Regions from separate parts of the Homo sapiens genome. Here region 2 is linked to region 1. The links are chromatin loops, found by intact Hi-C in ENCODE. Cell type or tissue: Calu3. All regions are shown on one strand. Links, peaks and the distances in the headings refer to the core of each region. The heading gives the core; the rest is flanking DNA.

The links. A loop is a pair of places that touch in the nucleus more often than their neighbours do. Peaks named below come from ENCODE experiments on the same cell type or tissue, not always from the same donor. Only the 100,000 strongest peaks of a DNase experiment are listed, where the experiment ranks them.
Region 2: a loop joins it to region 1, with 6 times the contacts of the local background. A loop is called at or near these places in 1 of 110 quality-filtered maps.

The regions. Positions count from the first base shown.
Region 1 is chr12:118,974,593-118,984,227 of GRCh38, forward strand. SRRM4 (serine/arginine repetitive matrix 4) reads left to right here and starts at 6,949. Exons shown (of 13, transcript NM_194286.4): 1 at 6,949-7,421. The coding sequence starts at 7,291. In Calu3, for the core only: a CTCF peak has its summit at 5,392 (motif pointing right); a DNase peak (open chromatin) is centred at 5,359.
Region 2 is chr12:119,032,257-119,041,891 of GRCh38, forward strand. All of the region lies in intron 1 of SRRM4 (serine/arginine repetitive matrix 4), which reads left to right. SRRM4-AS1 (SRRM4 antisense RNA 1) reads right to left here. Exons shown (of 3, transcript XR_945431.3): 2 at 4,529-4,711. Among named protein-coding and RNA genes, the nearest start is that of SRRM4-AS1, 15 kb to the right of the region's middle. In Calu3, for the core only: a CTCF peak has its summit at 4,836 (motif pointing left); a DNase peak (open chromatin) is centred at 4,845.

The DNA of each region.
Region 1 (9,635 bases), core at 537-8,536:
TGATGTTTAACATAACTCAACTGGACTGAAGGGTTCAGGAGAGGAGGACCCATTTTTGTCCCTGTCCAATTGCTGTGCCCAATACATACTTGCACAATGAATGAATTTCACTTCAGGATATAAAAATCATATTAGAGGCAGTATGTAAGAATGATTAAGGGCTCTGCAAGTCAGACTAACTGAATTCATATGTTGGCTCCACCTTTTACTAACTGTGTGTCCCTGGTAAGTTACTTAAACTCTCTGTGGTTAATAGCAGGGCCTAATACATAGGGTTTTGGTGAGCATTCAATGGGTTAATATTTGTAAAGTACTTAGAAAAATGCCTGGCACTGAATACTATGTAACTATATACACATATATTGTTATAATTGCATATTATTACTGTTATACATACTACATAGAGTATACATAAAATACAGTGTTTTTCTCTCATCAATTCACAGTTAAGTGAATATATACAATGCCAGTAAGCACAGTGTGAATACTGTATTGTCACGTGTAATATGAGTATAAAATCGTGCCTCATTACCTGCGGGACTGGGTAACTTGAACATTAGTATAGTTTCTTACTGTATATGGAATCTACTCATTACACCAGCATTTACTGAACTTTTACTATGTGCCAATTCTATACTAGGCATTTGTGACTCAAATAAGAAATAGACATAGTCTGTTCTTTCAAGGATCACCCAGTCAATACTATGACAAGTAACTCTAAATAAATTATAAAGTATACCCATGGCTCAAAGGAGGGCCAAGAGAGGAAGATTTTATTATGGGTATGGAAGGCTAGCAATGCGTATGTTAAGACTTCTGAGATAATGTGATTATAAAATATCAAAGAATGAATAGGACATTTTCAAAAGGACAGAGATGTCAGAGGGGTTTGTTTTGCACGATTTGGAGAGTTATGGAGTAGAACGAGGTATATAGAGATACGATGAACAATGTGAAATAACTGGAGGGTGAAGTTCAAGGACAGATAGAAGGCAAGCACCAGTTCATGAGAGCCGTAATGCAGAGGGGTTAGCACTGACCCTACTAATTTGGGGGAGTCAGTGCAAGGTTTTCAAGGAAGGAAGTTATGAGCAGGCCCCCAGTTTGAAGGAAAAAAAAGTCCCTAGAGGGAATAAGTCCAAAGGATAGGTTAGCAGAAGGTGAATTCTTGCAGCAGGAAGGCAGATTAGGTGGCTGGTACAATTGCTCTGGGGAGGAATGGTTGCTTTATTCCAGTCTTGATTTTGAGCATCTCTCTCCTTCTCCTCCCACTGAGATTCTTCAGTTTGGTTTTCTTCAACAAAATCAATATGGTCGCCTTGGAGACTCATGTCTTTTCCTGCCAACTACCTATAAAATACCAGGTTGTACATATTAGGGTAGTACCAGGCAAGTACTCTTTGCCCTTCTGCAGGAAGAAGGTGGAGGCTCTGAAAATAACATCCTTGATAGCATAAATAGATATGCAGACTAATGGGCAGCTCTAGACATGGACACAATATATAGACAGGAGGGATACATTTTACACTCACCTAATGTTACACTTTTCTTATCCTGTTGCTGGAGGTCAGCGTAGCCTAGACTTTAGATTAAGACATATCTGGATTTGAAAGCAGACTCCTCTACTTGCTAGCTATGCAACTCTGGGCAAGTGATTCTCCCACTCAGAGACTCAGTTTCCAAATCTGCAAAATTTAGATGATGATGGTTCCTTTATCATAGAGCTGTTGTGAGAATTAAGTGAGATAATGTTTATCAAGGGTTTAAGCACATGTTGTGACTAGAACATAGTAACATATGTCTGATAAGTGTAGCAATTTTTATTGTCTGAGATGGCAATGAATCCATCTGTCTTGTAGAATCTTGGGATCTATGCAGTTGGAAGGAGGCTTTCTGGTTTATCCATACTAGTCCAGGAGTATCTGAAGTAGTGCACATGTATGTTCCAGAAGAGGAATGGACAATAAACAACAGAGGTGGGATTCAGGTTAGACACAAGGTAGAACTTTCAAGAAGTGAGGATTAAAGGAAGAAGTCAAATTGGGAACGAAGAAGTCAAGAAGTGAGGATTGATAAACATTGAGTAGTGCAATCATATTTTTCTCCCCAAATAAATAATCTTGTAATTTGAATGGTTTAGCATGATCTTGTTTAAAGACATAAAGACCGATGAATTGGTCTCATTATCATATTTCCCATCATCTCAGTAATTATTTGAATCTTTTGCTGTTCCCTGGACTTTTAGAAATGGGTACAGACTGTCAAGTTCTCTGATGCTGGTAGATAATGGTTGGCTCCATTGTACTCAGAGAAATCGTGGACACAGAAAGATTAAGAGATTTACCCAAGGTAACATGGTAATGTTAGTGAGGTGGGATTTGAACTGCCTCAGGAGAAGGGGTAGCTATTTCTCTGAGCTGGAGGTGCTGTATCTTTGGATCACTAAGGAGAAGGTTGCATAAGAATCTTCTTAGCTCCTGCTCTAGAGTGCCTGGGTTTGCAAAGTTTAGAATCATTTCTCCCTGCTGTCCCTTTTTTCAAATGAAAGAACAATACCAATCAGGTAAAGAAACATTCTCTAGACATGGATGGCAAATTGATTTTATCTGGAATGCCAAGACCAAACTATTAGTAGTGGCTATCTAGAAACTGTGTGTTAAGAAGGATTCTGAGGGTCGGTCTGAGAAAGAGTATTGTGAAGGATCAGTGATGTCTACCATCAGTATAGCACAGAGGGCAAGGAATAATTGTGCCATAAGTTTATATTCATTAACCAGCATATTAATAGGTCCTTGTTTATGGGGTGGGCTGGCTTGCATCTGGGGAAACAGAAAGCAATACCCGGAAGGAATGAGGCACAAGATGGTTCTATTTTAATAAAGTGATGGAGGAACTGGAGTTCACGTTATATTGGAGAAGCCAGACCTAAAGCAGAAGTCACTGTGATAAGATGAAAAGGGGACAAGTGTTAGTCAGTGGAGACCCAGAAGGAGAATTAGGCTGTGAACTGCTTCAGGGAAGGGACTATGTCTGGTTTGTCTTTGAGTCCTCCGTGCCCAGGACTGTGCCTGGCCAAGATGCAAGATTGGGCATCAGTTAATGATTATTGAACTGAATATGGCCTGACTTAACATAGTAACAGGTGATTATTCCAAGATCATGAGCAAGAAGAGCTACCATTGAATGGTCACTTGCTATAAACTGGACAATTTATTAAGTCCTTTACCAGTAATATTTCATTTAATCTTCCCAACCACGATGTGATATCTCCACTTTTGCAAATGAGGAAACAAAGGCAGAGGTTAGTTATTAGCCCAAGCTCATACAGCTACAAAGTGGCAGAGCTGGGCTTCATATCCTAGTTCTCTCTAAATCCACAGGCTGGGCTTTTAACCACTTGAGTAATTGATATTTTTGAGTAAACTGTGTTTCAGACACATTCTAGAACCTGTATGTGTGTTAATTCCTTCAATCCTCACAGCTAGTTCATCTAAACATATTATTTATAATCTTTATAGAATCTTCATGAAACCCCATCTCTACTAAAAATACAAAAAAAATTAGCTGGGCCGTCGTGGCAGGCGCCTGCAATCCCAGCTACTAGTGAGGCTGAGAAAGGAGAATGGCTTGAACCTGAGAGGCGGAGGTTGCAGTGAGCTGAGATCACACCACTGCATTTCAGCCTGGGCAACAGAGCGAGACTCTGTCTCAAAAAAAAATTCTTCATAGTATTGATAAAGAAACTGTGACATAGGCAAGTGAAATCCCTCCTCCAACATTACACAGCTAGGAAATGGCAGAGCTGGAATTTGAAGCCAGGCATTCTGGATTCCAAGTCCTGAACTGATTACTGCAGACTCCCAATTTAGGAACCTCAACACCAGGTGCTTCTAAGTATGTGACTCATTGTTATCTGATTTATTTTTAAATGGTGGTCCATCCTGATATGCGTAGTATCCCACTCCATCCTCCACCCCACCAAGCAAAAACAGAAACTGTATTTTTCACAAATTTCCTTTGCTTCCTACAGGATCACCCTGGGGAAGTCACTTGGTCATCCTCAACTTCTTCATGTTTAAAACAGAGTAAGATCGAATAGCAGGTCTACGTTTTTTAACTTTTATTTTAAGTTCAGGGGTACAAGCGCAGGTTTGTTACATAGGTAGACTTGTGTCACGGGGGTTCGTCGAACAGATTATTTCATCACCCAGGTATTTAGCCTAGTACCCATTAGTTATTTCTCCTGATCCTCTCCCTCCTCCCAACTTCCACCCTCCAAAAGGCCCCAGTGTGTGTTATTCCCATCTATATGCCCATGTGTTCTCATCATTTAGCTCCCATTTATAAGTGAGAACATGTGGTATCAGGTTTTCTGTTCCTATGTTAGTTTGCTAAGGATAATGACCTCCAGCTCCACTCATGTCCCTGCAAAGGACATGATATTCTTTTCATGGCTGCGTAGTATTCCATGGTGTATATGTACCACAACTTCTTTATCCAGTCTATCACTGATGGGCATTTAGGTTGATTCCATGTCTTTGCTATTGTGAGTAGTGCTGCAGTGAACATACACATGCATGTGTCTTTATAAAAGAATGAGCAGGTCTACTTTTAGTTCTTTGAGAAATCTTCATACTGTTTTCCATAGTTGTTGTACCAATTTACATCCACACCAACAGTGTATAACTGTTCCCTTTTCACTGCATCTACACCATCTATTTTTTTTTTTTACTTTTTAATAATGGCCTTTTGGGGGTAAGGTACTATTCGGGTGACAGGTATGTAAAAGCCCAGACTTCATCACTATACAATTCATCCATGTAACCAAAAAACACTTGCACCCTTAAAGCTATTGAAATAAGATAAATAAATAAAATAGAATAAGATCAGCTTTCTCTCCCACCTCATCTGGCTACGATGGGATTTTAAAAAGGCAATGTTTTGCATATGGGAGCTCTATCAACATTTTAGGGATTAGGAGCAGGCACACAACTGGAAGATGTTGACTGATCTTGTGGGGGTAGGATCCCACCTACCTCTCTCCTGCAAGTGACTCAGTTCATACCCTAAATGTCATGACTAAGGTTAGTTTTAAAGATGCCAGTCTGCTACCTATAAGAAGCCAGCTCTAGATTGCATTTACAATGATACCAACTTCTGGGTGGGAAACGGGGGTCTAGCCCAATCAGGGAATGGGGGATTTGGGGCGCAAGGTAAGAGGGAGAGGAAGGGAAGGGGTTAGCCTAGTCTCCACTTTGCTCCATCTCCAACCTTCCCAGGCCTGACCCCCACCTCTGGGCCCTCTCCCCCGGCAACCCACATAAGAAGCCAGCAAATGCACCTCTCGTTGTTGACCAGAAGGGGTCACTGCAGAGCAAGTAGCGCTCTCAGGCACTCAAATAAGCGGACGCAGGCGTGTCGAACACACACACTTCAAACGTAGATACCCTTTGGGGCGGGTACTCATTTACTCCAAGGTTCTTTCTTCTCCTGCCCCATCTTATCCTCTCTGTTGGCCTCTTCATCTTCACCTCCTAGTTACCTCCTGTTCCCCTTCAGAGAATTTCTGGAGTTCCCATTGTTCTCCCGACCCCCCCGCCCTACCCCGCCCTCATTGGGTCCCCATTGCTATCTGCTTTAGCAAAGAGCAGGAGTTTATTCTCGCTGTGACTGGGACTCAGCACCAGGTGCTTGGAGGCATTTAAGACTGAGCGAGGCCTCCTTCCAGGAATTTACAGCCTGGAAAGTGGAAGCGGGGTTGGGGGGAGGGGGAGGGCGTTAGGTGGGAGATGGGGGAGTAACAACTCTGCTAAGATTAAAAGGCTTCCAGGAAGGCAAGGGCTGAGGGGTCCCGCCACGATCTCTTTTTTTTATAATGAAAACCCTGGGGGAAAACAAGAGTCATTCTAACCAGATCTTCTGTGTCTGGGGTTGATTTGGGATTCTAAACCTCCACTTGCTTGGGATTACGATTGAACTGCGAGGCGGTAAGGAGATGGGGAGGAGAGACCGAAAAGTAACTATCCCCCTGCTAATCCTCGAGATTTTCCTCTCCAACCCTCCCACTAAGCGCTTTCTTTTCCAAAACGTACTCCTTTCCCGAGACTAGCGGCATTAGGAAAAGTGGCTGCAGGCGGATTCCCCAGGAGTGGATGGGGGTGGGGTGGGGTGAGATGGGAACTCTTTCCTCTGGACGGGGTTGGCGGCGGGGACGCTGGGCAGGCCGGCTGTGAGACACAAAAGAGATACCCTTGACAGCTCCGCATGCACAGATGTAACGCTGCGCCCCTTGGCGGGCGGGGGCCCTGCTCGGCAGATGGCGAGAAGCCGAATTGGTGAGGGATTGTCTATCAAATGGCACTTTCTGGGTGGTGGAGACCTCGCTAACCCCCGGCGCAAAGAGGAACGCAGGGCACCCTCTGTACCGGCCTAGGCCGTGTCTCCCAAAAGTGAGGGTCTGGGGGAGGCCGGCTGGGGTGGATAGATTAAGTTTTTTACGAGCCCCCCCAACCCCCCCCCCCCCCCCACGCAGAAGATCAGCTACAAGACTTGCGAAGGGGCTGGAAAGAAAGGTGGCCTGGCCCAAAGGGGGCACCCAGGAAAGGGCTGAGGAAGGCCAGCGATGATGGGAGAGGAGAGGGGCCTGGGAAGCAGGATCTCCTGCCTGGCGCAGATTGGGGTGCCAGGATGGCTTCTCAGAGGGATCAGCGCTGCAACTCGGTCGCCGCGGGGCCCTGGTGACAGGCGCACGCCCCGCCCTTTCTCCTCCCAAGACCTGCGGGCTTTTGTTATGCAGATGGCGGCAGGAGGCTGAGCCTGAGGAGGAGGGGGTTGGTGGGGAGGAGGAGAGACGGAGAGGGGGGAGGAAAGTGCAGCTCGCGCGACCAGCCTCCTCTTCCAACGTCACATTGTGCGAGAGACAAAACCCGGGCGCGCCGGAGCTCACACGCGCACGCACACACATCCGACCCCGTCGCCTCTTCTCTCCTGGTGCTGCCCAGAAAGCCAGCCCTCCCTTCCCTTCTTGGGGCGCAGAGGCTCAGCCAGCTCAGAGCGCAGCCTGGAGCCGACCCAGAAGGGCGAAGAAAGCCCAGCGGACGAGCCTCCTTTCTCTGCTGCCTGCCCGGGCTGGGGCGTCCCATCCCCCGCCCTGAACTCCGATCTCTCCCACCCCACCCCTCTCTGGGTTTCACCCGGACAGAGCCGGGAGCTGGGTGTCGCCCCCGTTTGGAATCCACGTTTCAGCACTTTGGACAGCGCCCCGGACGCCCCGGCCCCTTTGGGTTGGCGATGGCGAGCGTTCAGCAAGGCGAGAAGCAGCTTTTTGAGAAGTTCTGGCGAGGAACCTTCAAAGCGGTGGCCACCCCCCGTCCCGAGAGCATCATTGTCGCCAGTATCACGGCCCGCAAGCCGCTGCCAAGGTAATGATCTCCTTCTTAGAAGGGGGGATCCTGAAGGTCCTCCTTTCTGGCCTGTGCCCCAGAGCCCGGAGGGGTGGATGCAGGCAGCCGGGCCAGGGCGCCTGTCTTTTCCCGTCACTACTCGGCGGCTCCCGCTGAAACATGGGAACTCATTGCTTGTGTGAGGTGGAAGATGGTGAGAAGGGACAGGAATTCTTTGGGGGAAAGCAACGCTTATTGGACCCCCGTAGCTCCTATTCAAGAGGTTTTGCTACCTGAGGGTGGGCGGTGCAGATGGGGTACGACTTGACTGAAAAACTTTTCTTGGTGTCACAGAGTCCAGAGGGCAGGTGGGCCAAGGAATGGTGGATTTGAGATGTTTGGGGGGTGTTGTACCAGAAAAGGAGAACTGAGCCAGCTCAAGCAGCGTTCAGAGATAGCACACATTTCCATCCTCGGCTCGGAAACTAGCGAGCTTTGAACATTTTTGACAAAAGCCCATATGCTGTTCCCTCAAATACACCCAAAACAGCACCCTCCTCCACGCCTTTCTGGCGGCTGCTGCCGCTGCTGCTGAATTCTCTCCTCTCCAGCATCCAAAACCAAGACTCTGAGCTCAGGAGTCAGGGAGGAGCCTTCCAAGATCGTGAAGATGATCTTGGAAGAGTTTTATTTTGTTTTTTTTTGTTTTTTTTTTTTTTTTCCAAAAAGAATCTGATTGCTTTGAACTCAGGGATGAGAACCGATCCTTGGATGGTGGTAGACATGGTGCTGATGGAAGGAAGAATAAGGGAAGAAATGAAAGAAACAGGGGAACAGGAGGTGGGGTGAGAGGGAGAGGAGGTTGGGGGAAAATGGAAGCATTCCAAGACAGAGAAAAATCCAATTCTTTTCATAAATCATTCAATTTAGAGGAGTTTAAGAATGAAGGGAAGAAGGCTGTGCTCTCTGTCAGGGAAAATCAAGGTAGTATGAAAACTCATCTTTTGCTGGTGTTGGATGAGTGGTTTAGTAGGAGAAAAGAAAGAAGTGGACCAGGGGGACCACTTGGAGGATTTATTAATCCTGGCAGTCTGCATTAGGGAGCAGATTGAAAACATGTCTGCAAAAGTGCTTAGGACAGACTGAACGTCTGTTCTGGCACAACTGATTCTGAACTTTCCAGTGAGTGTGAGGTGGAAGACGTATGGGAAATTATGTCTGAAGAATCAAAGCCAGATTGGAGAAGTTTTCCTCTTCACTGTCTTATTGAGGATCATACAGGTCTTTAGAGAAATAGGTGTCCCATTTAGGAATGGGTGGCCAAGCATCACAACAGGCCAGTAGGGTGTAGCAGGCTTCAAGCTAAAGCAGCACCAGCCAGTGTTTGCAGACGGGAAGGAGGGGACACCCACCCACCCACTGACACAGGCTGGAGAAGGGGAACAATAATACCAAATGCCATTAAAGGCTGATGCTTCTCTGCTCCGAAGGAGGTTCTGTGTATAGAGTTTTGACGTCAGTGGTTTTTATCTTCCTGGGTTTCTGCTATCTATTCCACCTTTGGAACGTACCTACTGTTGGCTAATCAGGTGCTGCACTGGCCAAAGAAAATGCCCTTGTAGAAGGAACTAGAGGAAATTTCACAGGAAACTAGAAGTATGGCATTTAGTCCAGAGTCTTCCATCTATTTTAGGGGTGCAGGGAGAGGAAAGCGGATTCTTGGTGGTGTTTTGATTCAGGAAAGCACACCTATTATCTGCCTTGCTTGGTACTTTCCACTTTTGTCTGTCTCTCTGTTACTGTCCTGCCCTTTTCTTGGTCATATTTGCAATCACATGAATGGCCCACAAGGTCTTTCAACCCTCATCCTTTCTGCAGCTTTTTGCTAATTCTAATGTAATCCTGAGACTTTTATAATACTCCACTCCCCCTCTGCAACCAGTATCATTTCACTCTTGGTGCCTTTTAATGTCGTGGGTCTCCTTTGCCCTAGAAACCACCCCTGAGGTGAAAGCCTGAACCATAAGCCCTGGATTTATGTCACGCTAGGAGAATCCTGTGTAATACTTCTGTAATAGGCGTGGCCTCTCTGTAGAACAGATTCCGGTTTTATAACTGTTACTCCTGGTTTGGGGTAGAGAGTGAGAAGGGAACATTTGTTTCCAAGTCCTCAGGAAAGGTTGGATTGGAGTTGTCTTTTAACAGACTGGATAAAACCTGAATCATCCCCATTCTCACCCAAGCCAGCCACAT
Region 2 (9,635 bases), core at 763-8,762, 58 kb after region 1:
ATCCTGTTATTTCAGTTTTCTGCATTAATTAGAAATTCCGAGAGAAATTGTAAGATAAAAAAGACAGTAGTGAGTGTCTTTTTCAAGAATGTCCCCAGTGTTTCACCACTAAGCATGGTGTTCTGTGTAATATATGTCCTTGATCAAATTTATTTTTTGTGCAGAGACATTTCAATTACATCTGTAATGAGTATTGACTTTGGAGAGGAGAGTATTAATTTAAATGATCCCAATATTTTTTCTTATTTGACTTTTTGGAATAAATCTCACTGGTTGTGGCCCATTTCTCTCTTTAAAAACTTCTGTTTTCCATTTGGTAATAGTTTATTAATAATTTTGACATTTGTATTTAAAGTGAGATTGATTTCTTATTTATCAAGATTAGGGTTATGCTAATCTCAAATACTTTGGGAAGCTTTCTCCCTTCTCTATGTCTTGATATAATTTATGAAGTATGATATTGCTGGTTCTTGGAGGTTGGAAAGATCTTACTCTAGAGTGGCCAAGGCCCAAGACTTTTAACAGAGTTAACCATGTAACAATCCTTCAGATTCTTTATCATTAATAGTTTCACCAATTTTCTGTCTCTTATGTTAATATGGTAATTTATGTTTCCCTGCAAATTGTCGATTTTGTTGAGAATTTAAAATTTATCAGCTAAAAGTTATAATAGTCCCATAATATTTAAATCTAACTTTTGATCTATAATTATATTCCTAATGATATGTATTCTTTTTTCCTGCTTTATCCTTGGTTAGATATGATGAATTACCTATTTTATTGTTGACTTTTTTCAAGATCCAGTTTTTATATGTATATATCCATCCCATTAGCTTTCAATTTTTAAAAACTTCATTAATGTCTTCACTTATTTTTATTATTCCTTCCTCCTTTGTTTTAATTTTTTATGAAAATGTTCACGCTAAAACTTAGGGCAAATAATATAATGTATGCTTCCTTACAGATCCATGAGCAATATACAACAAATACCAAAATTTTGCCACATTTGCTTCATCTTTTTCTCTTTTCTTTGTATTATTTGCTGAAATGTTTTAAATAAAACCCTAGAGATTATGTTATTTCACCCCTACACACCTCAGAGTACATCTCTAAAAAATATTTTTCTCAGCCGGGTGCGGTGGCTCACACCTGTAATCCCAGCACTTAGGGAGACGGAGGTGGGCAGATCACGAGGTCAAGAGATGGAGGCCATCCTGGCCCACATGGTGAAATCCCGTCTCTACTAAAAATACAAAAATTAGCTGGGCGTGGTGGCACGCGCCTATGGTCCCAGCTACTCCGGAGGCTGAGGCAGGAGAATCGCTTGAACCCAAGAGGCGGAGGTCGCCGTGAGCAGAGAATATTCCACTGCAGTCCAGCCTGGTGACAGAATGAGACTCCATCTCAAAAAAAAAAAAAAATACTTTTCTCACCTTTAGACATGTTTCGTGTTTCTTTCTCCACCTTACTGGATTGATTTTTCTTGGTTTATTGATTTTTCATTCTTTCTTTTATAATAAAAAAGTATTTAACACTATGAATTTTCTACTGAGTATAGAATTAGCAGCACATATTAATAAACTTGATATGTAATTTTCCCAATGTCAATATGTTCAAAGTTGGCTACAGTTAAATTTTTCAGTCTTGTTCTAGTAACTATATAGAAGAAACACATACATTCATATATATCCTTCTGGTGTTTTTGCTTAAGTATTCTGGAAACAACTCTAACATTAGTTTGTTTCACAGATTGGGTTGTCTGGACAGTGGGGTCTGAGACGGAAATTAGCATACAGGCGACTTAGGAGCAAGGGGCCTTGGGGTCAAGCGACACTTGTGGAAAGAAAGGAAAGGGAGTAGGACTGGGCAGAGGGAGAAGCTGAGCTGCAAGGAGGTCTCAGTGGAGGCCTCAGCCCACACCACAGAGAGCTCTGAAGGATCTTTTCAAGTTGTCTGGAGCTGAGAACAAGAGGACAGGGTTTTATTCCCCACACCAATCATTGAAAACAGGCTGCCCCAGGAAGGGGACATGGCTTTGGCCTCTTCAGTGGGAACAGACTCTGGAGAGGGCTGACAGCTGAGTGCTGTCTGCTGGAAGGACTCTCAGTGGCTGGGAGGATCCACTCTTCCTTGTTGAAGATGACTCTGGGTGGGGCATCCCGGTCTCCATCACAGTTGCAGAATTTCTAAGTTTGGGGATTTGTTTGTTCAGTGTTCAAGAATCATGTTCATTCTTCAGCAGTCTAAAAATCTAATGCATGCATATTACTCAAACTCACTAATTTTACCTACTTGGTTTACTGAAGAATGTTAAAGTAGTCTAATAAAATTATGATTTGGCTGTTTCTCCTTGTATTTTTATTTTTCGTAGTGTTTCCTTTATACCTTTTGAAGCTGTGCCATTCAATACAGAAATGTCTATAGTATTGCATCTTCCTTATGGCTTAAATCTGCTGCCCCTGCAAAACGCCCTCTCTGAATATTGTTTTCTCTTGCCTTGAATTATTTGCTTGTGGACACTTTCGTCCCTGGTTCTTTTGGTGTGTCTGATGAATCTTTAGCCATACTTTTATTCCTAATCATTTTTTTGTCATATCCCTTAAAAATTCATATAATAGACTTGGATTTCTATTTTTTACTCACAACTGAGAATTTGGGTGATTAGCACTGAAATTTAGCCCTTTTACAATTACGGTCATAACCAATATAACATCTTGTTTTATGAGGCGAAATTTTCAGGCTTCTTTAAATTTTGCTTCATTCCCTGTCTCTCACTATATGAACTATACAATCCTTTATTTTGACTAACTTCTTACTTGGCCACAGTATATTCTTGAATAATTTTTTTCAGAGTGTATAAATTAAAAAATTAACCCTTGCATTTAAAAAAAATTGACTTTTCTCCTCTTCAATTGGAATATTACCTTCTTTAACTATATAATTCGTGGGTCACAATTTTTTCCCCCTGAAAACTGCAATGTTTTTATTGTAGAGAAGAAATTTGGGGCCTGCCTAGTTTTCTGTTTCTTAGCAGTAGTAATTCTCCCCTGCTTTGCTGGTAGAATTGCTTCTTTGTTATTGAAACTGGAAAAGTTTGACCAATGTGTTTGAGCATTTGTTGCTTCTCACCACTTTTTCCTTGAACTTAGTAGGTGCATTTAGTTTGCAGATAGAAGTAATTATTCAGCCAAGCAAAGTTTTCTTCACTACCTCTTGGTACTGTTGCCTCTCCTTCCCATTCTACAATTTTGGGTGTTGTGAATCCATGCTCTGTATCTTTTACTTTTCCTTTTTCATTTCCATGTTTCTAAGTTTTCTTAACCTCATCTTTATTTTTTAAAAATTGATCCTTTATCATTTTCAATCTACTGTTTCATGCTTCAATTGCAATTTTATTTTTAACTGGGTCAAGTTGTTTTTCATTTCCTTGGCCTTTTCCAGATTTCATAGGTGCCCCTCTCTGATTATCCCCTCTAGTTACAGAGATGTGATGTCCTGTTTCCATCTTATCAGGAACATTTCTAAACCTTTCTGCTTGCAGTAACTCTATATTGTTGAGTCTCTTTCTTTATCCCCTTCTTCTGTACTTTGAGTCTTTTCATATGGCTAAATGTCTTTATCTGCTGGCCCCTGGCTTACAGAGTGAAGTACTTGCTTCTAATAAATTGGAGGCCTACATATGTTCTAAGAGGGGCTTAGTCGATCTCTGATTGGATATTTCAGGCCACATGAAGGGAAAAGGGAAAATTCTTATTGTCATTTTCCTTTTCCTTTTCCTTTTCAAAGAGTCAGGTGCTTGGAGAGATAAGAGATAGATGGAGCCAATGATATCTTTGACAAGGAGTTTTGCCTGCATGGAAAAATTTCTTTTTCTTGTTTTTGGGGAAGCTAGAAGTGGTGTCAGACTTCAGTCAGCAAAATTTCAGCAGTGTCCCACGTCTTCACACTTCAAGTACTCTATGAACCAGTGCCACAGGCTCCACTTGGTGTGGCCATTGCCTCCGCTTTGCTTTCCAAAGATACCGCTGGATTCCAAAATTTGATCTCAATGTCTTTGATAGCCCGCTCTGGCTTCCAGGCAGGTGTTTGTAAGGCTCAGCCAGGGTCTCTTCCATTTGCTTCCAGGCCCATCGTTCTGAGCATACGGTGGCTTGCAGCTGAGCTTGGGCCTCCTTCCACACTCACTCTGACAACCCCATATCCTGCTGCTATTTTCCAGTGTGTCTTTGGCTGTGAGAGTTTCCCTTCCTCAGCTTCCAGCAGAAACAGAGTGTCTTGAGGTTGAATAAAGGAATAAGACAGGTTTCCCTCAATGTGTGTATTTCACTCATCATCTCAGTGGCAGTTTGAGGACCACCAGTGGAAGGAAATGGATGACATCCCTGAGGAGTTCTTGCTTGCCAGTTAGATTTCAAATAATGTCCCAGAAAATAATGGTCCAGGTTTAAGGGAGAAGGAAGGGGGAAAAGATGCAGTGAATGCAGAAAAGACAAAGAAAGAAGATCCTGGACAGAAAGGAAAACGGTACCTCCAAGTGTTCTGTGATGCCCATATATGCCTTATGAAAATACCCACTGCTCAAGCCAGCTGTGTGCAGGGTTTCCAGGGCAGTCCCACCACCCCGACTCGTGCTTCAGGGATATGATGATGTTAAGGGTGCTCTTCCGGGTGGGCTCCATGTCCATTCTCTTCGTTTCAGCCACTCACGCTTCTGGGGAAAGAGGACACACAAAGAAATTTCTGTCCCATTCCCGAAAGGTCTTAGAAATGGATTGTGGTGGAAACGAGGCGATATCAAACACAAGACCAAGAGAGGTCCACGCCCCCTGCTGGTGAAAACAATAAATAGCTCCACCATTTTTCCTGGGCGTGGTTCCCCCCAGTTCTTGGGTGGGTGGGTCTTGGTTTGGTCTGTTTTGCTCAAATGGTGATGGGGGTTTGGGGGATAGGGAGTCCGTGGGAGAAAGAGAGAGAGATTTACCAGAATAAATGACACCCAGACTGCAGAATACCATACCATGTGAGGCGGAAAATGCCCCAGGAGTTAAGGATCATCATCAGAAAATAGTTTTTCCAATCCAGAATGCAAACAGATTGCAGGGCCTTGTGGGTGGAGCTGGTGGGGAGGCTGGGAGGCAGGGGGAGAGACAGGGTGTCACCGGCCCTTCAGAATGAGGATTGGATTTCTGTTGAATTTTTTATGGATGCCTGTAAGCCTCCCCATCACATTATAGTCTGGATGAAAAATTATCCACCAAGGAAAATAGATCTGCGTGAATCAAGATTTCATTGCCAAGGGCCAGGTTATCACATGGAATTTCTTTGTGGGTCAGCATGGCTGATTTATTTATATGTGTACCCTGTGGGTGTCTATTAGGCCTCCCAGACTGTGATCACTGTGGGGACAGCTGGCTTATATATATGTGTTGCTGGGCATGTGGTGGAACTGAAGCTGAACATTCGCCGAAGAGAAGGGGAAGGAAGGCATGGAAATGTATTTGGGCTGCTTCTAAGCAGTCAAGGCCAGAGCCCAGATTTAGGACTTGAAATATCGGGGTTCTCATTCTAATTCCATTGATTGCTGGATACGTAAATTTGAATAATAGCATCACCTTGCTGAATTTCAGCTTCCTCAACTGTAAAATGAGGATAGTAATATTCTCTGCTGAGCCAGCAGGTCAATGAAGTATGATGGTGGCTGAAATACTATAGGAATGACTAACTTGGGTAGGGATTAATAATGCTATTATATCTATTTATTTGGTGATTCAACAAGCACTTATTGAGCAACTACTATGGGCCATGCACTTTGCTGGGTGCTGGGGACACAGCAAAGATCAAGTAGGCATGGCCTCTGCCTTCTTTGTGTTGACAGTCCAGTAGCAACACAGATAAGTAATCCTCCTCTGCCTTGCTAATACACTTGATTCTTTATCCTTGAAATTAAAAACTTTTTTTTTTTTTTTGAGACAGAGTCTCTCTCTGTCGCCCAGGCTGGAGTGCAGTGGCGCCATCTCAGCTCACGGCTCACTGCAAGCTCCGCCTTCCGGGTTCATGCCATTCTCCTGCCTCAGCCTCCCGAGTAGCTGGGACTACAGGCACCCGCCACCATGCCTGGCTAATTTTTTGTATTTTTAGTAGAGACGGGGTTTCACCGTGTTAGCCAGGATGGTCTCGATCTCCTGACCTCGTGATCCACCCACCTCGGCCTCCCAAAGTGCTGGGATTACAGGCGTGAGCCACCGCACCCGGCCGAAATTAAAAACTTTTACCAACATTTCTAGGTGTTTGTCTTTTCTCATTATTTGTTCCTGGAACTTGCTACGTCTGTTTGACTTGCAGATAGTTGTTCTCAACTCAGCAAAGTTTGCTTCATCATTTCTGTGTGCTCTTTTGTTTCCTTCTTATCAGACAGTATCAAGTGTTCTGGATTCATGCTCCACGTTTTTTCATGTTTCCTCTTCATTTTCATGTCTTCATGGGGTGCTACAAGGGGGTTCTGTCCTCAGGAATTTGCTGGTGGTATTCCTGCTGCCCAGTTAGATCCGACGTGTTATCAGCTATTTGTAGAAAGCTGTTATGATCCTCCCTCACTGTTCCTCATCCTCCAAAACACATACTGTTATTACGGGAGCCAGAGGGATGCAGTTGAGGAGCTGAACTGGCCTGAAGAGGTCCAGCTGATCCCTTGAGGTGGAACACCACCTACTAAGAGCAGATCTTGTCTACTTCAGCTCCACATTTCAACGCTCAAAATGCAAGTACTGAACAGGGAGCTGAAGAAATAAAGAAAATCTGGGATGGGACTGGGTTCAAACGCAACAAGCATCATCTCAGCTCTTACTTTTTGGAATATGCTAAGAGTTGGATCAAATCAGCTCTCATCACCAAACTGGGGCACCAACACCCCATGTCCTGCCATAGGGCTTACCCCTGCTTTCCTAGGGGAAAAGATTACAAGCCAAGCTCAGTGACGTTGCAGTCAGGGTTGACACACTGCGCGGCACACCAAGAAAGCACCATGTATGTGACAGCCTATGTAAATGGCATGCTCTTGAGTACACACAAGGGTGTCTCCTGGAGGGCCTGGCTAGGGTGGTCCCTGAGTGATGGAATTATAGGTGACATCAACTATTTTCTTCTCTATTTTATTCCTGGGTATTTCAAATGTCCTATTATTTTCACATTTTTCCACTAGCATTACTATTTCTATACAGTTATTATTTGTTTGTTTAAGGAGTTTAGTAAATCACTCATCACTTCAAAGTTTGAACCAATATGCAGGGTGACCACCTGATCCCTGCTGGTGTAGGACTTCCCCAGTTTCGTCACTGAAAGTTCCGCATCCCAGGATGCCCCTCAGTCTTAGATAAACTAAGATTGTTGGACACCTTACAAAGGTGGTATATAAACCACATGGCAGATTAATAACCAAACAAAAAACACAAAGTATTATCATAAATATCCAGCACTGAACTTGAGAAGGCTGCAGTAGAAAATGTGACCTGGTTCTGAGGCTGAATGAGGACATTTGCCTTTGATACCTGGGCTAAATCCTGAAACCTGAGACCCACATTTGCAGACGTGGCTGAAGAGAGAGAGAGAGAGAGCTTTTCTCAGCCACCCATATACCAGGGCAGGAAACAGCAGGTGAAGCACACGCACTGCCCCACACACCAATAAAGCCTGTCCCAACTATTTCCATTCTCTGACTACTTGGATGCCAACTTTCACATACAGGGGAGTGAATATGGGGAGGGCAGAAGATCAGAAATGTTAGTTATATGTAACTTTCCCAATATGGAGAAAGAGTGGATAGAAGTCACCTCCCCTAAGGGACAAGACATGTATGTGAGGAAAGGAGAAAAAAAGGCACCTGTCCCTACATTAATAACAATAAGAACAATAATAATAATAGCAGCTACCTTTTATTTTATTTTATTTTATTTTATTTTTCCATAATTTATTGGGGTACAGGTGGTATTTGGTTACATGAGTAAGTTCTTTAGTGGTGATTTGTGAGATCCTGGTGCACCCATCACCCGAGCAGTATACACTGCACCATATTTGTTGTCTGTTATCCCCTGTGTCCCTTCCACTCTTCCCCCCAAGTCCCCAAAGTCCATTGTATCATTCTTATGCCCTTGCATCCTCATAGCTTAGCTCCCACATATCAGTGAGAACATATGATGTTTGGTTTTCCATTCCTGAGTTACTTCACTTAGAATGATAGTCTCCAGTCTCATCCAGGTCATTGCAAATGCTGTTAATTCATTCCTTTTTATGGCTGAGTAGTATTCCATTGTGTATATATACCACAGTTTCTTTATCCATTCGTTGACTTGATTTGGGTTGGTTCTATGATTTTGCAATTGTGAATTGTGCTGCTATAAACATGCGTGTGCAAGTATCTTTTTGGAATAATGACTTCTTTTCTGCAGGGTAGATACCCAGTAGTGGGATTGTTGGATCAAATGAGCTACCCTTTATTTTTATTTTTATTTTGGAGGGATGGAGTCTCACTCACTCTGTTGCCCAGGCTGGAGTGCATGGCATGATCTCAGCTCACTGCAACTTTTTCCTCCCAGGTTCAAGCAATTCTCCTGCCTCAGCCTCCTGAGAAGCTGGGATTACAGGCAAGTGCCACAATGCTCGGCTAATTTTTGTATTTTTTTTTTTAAGTAAAGGTGGGGTTTCACCATGCTGGCCAGGCCGGTCTTGAACTCCAAGTGATCCACTCGCCTCAGCCTCCCAAAGTGCTAGGATTACAGGCATGAGTCACCATGCCTGGTGGTTGACTACTTTATTGACTACTCGTTATATCCAGGCATCATGTTAAGTTTCTTACATATATAAGCTTATTTGATTGTTAATAATTCTGTGAAAGGTACTCGTATTACCCCTGTCCTTCAAATGAGGAAACCAAGGCACAGAGAGGTCAAGCCATTTGCCTAAGACACCCAGCTAATAAGTGCAGAGCTATGATTAAAATCCAGTTGCACGTGGGTCTAATTAGATGGTAGGTTGGAGTCACACCTCTAAATTAATATGATTTTGATTGGGCCGCTTAACTTGTGGATGCCTCAGTTTCCTCATTTGTCCAATGAGGATAATATGCCTTGATTAATCTTACAGAGATATTCTGAAGATCCAGTGAAATGGTGAGTAGGAAAGTACTTTTCACAACTTACCCATATAAATTATTTTTTACATAACTTGCATAATATCAATGGCATTTCAATTTCAAGAATAACACGATGAACCCTACAGGTTTAAATGACAGCCCTGCAATATGGATCCCATGGACATTTCAAAGTTGCACTCTGTGTTGAAAAGCAGAGTCAGGTGATAAGGTGAAGCCTGTTTCCAGACCAAGATCTCTGATTTCTTTAGCTTTTGTAGGATGCCTTTGTATTTTTAGAGAGAACTGCTGTGGACTGGGTACAAATGGAGAACAACCAGTGCCCCACTTGATTCTTGATTGGAAATCAGGTAGTGTTGAGACTCCTATTTTTAGAGAGGGAACAGTGGGACACAGGTGATTAGATGCTCTGGATGGTGGTCAGAGGGTGATGAGCATTCTCAGTGAAAGCGGGAGAATGCCTACTGTCTACAAATAGCAATCCGAGCTCAAT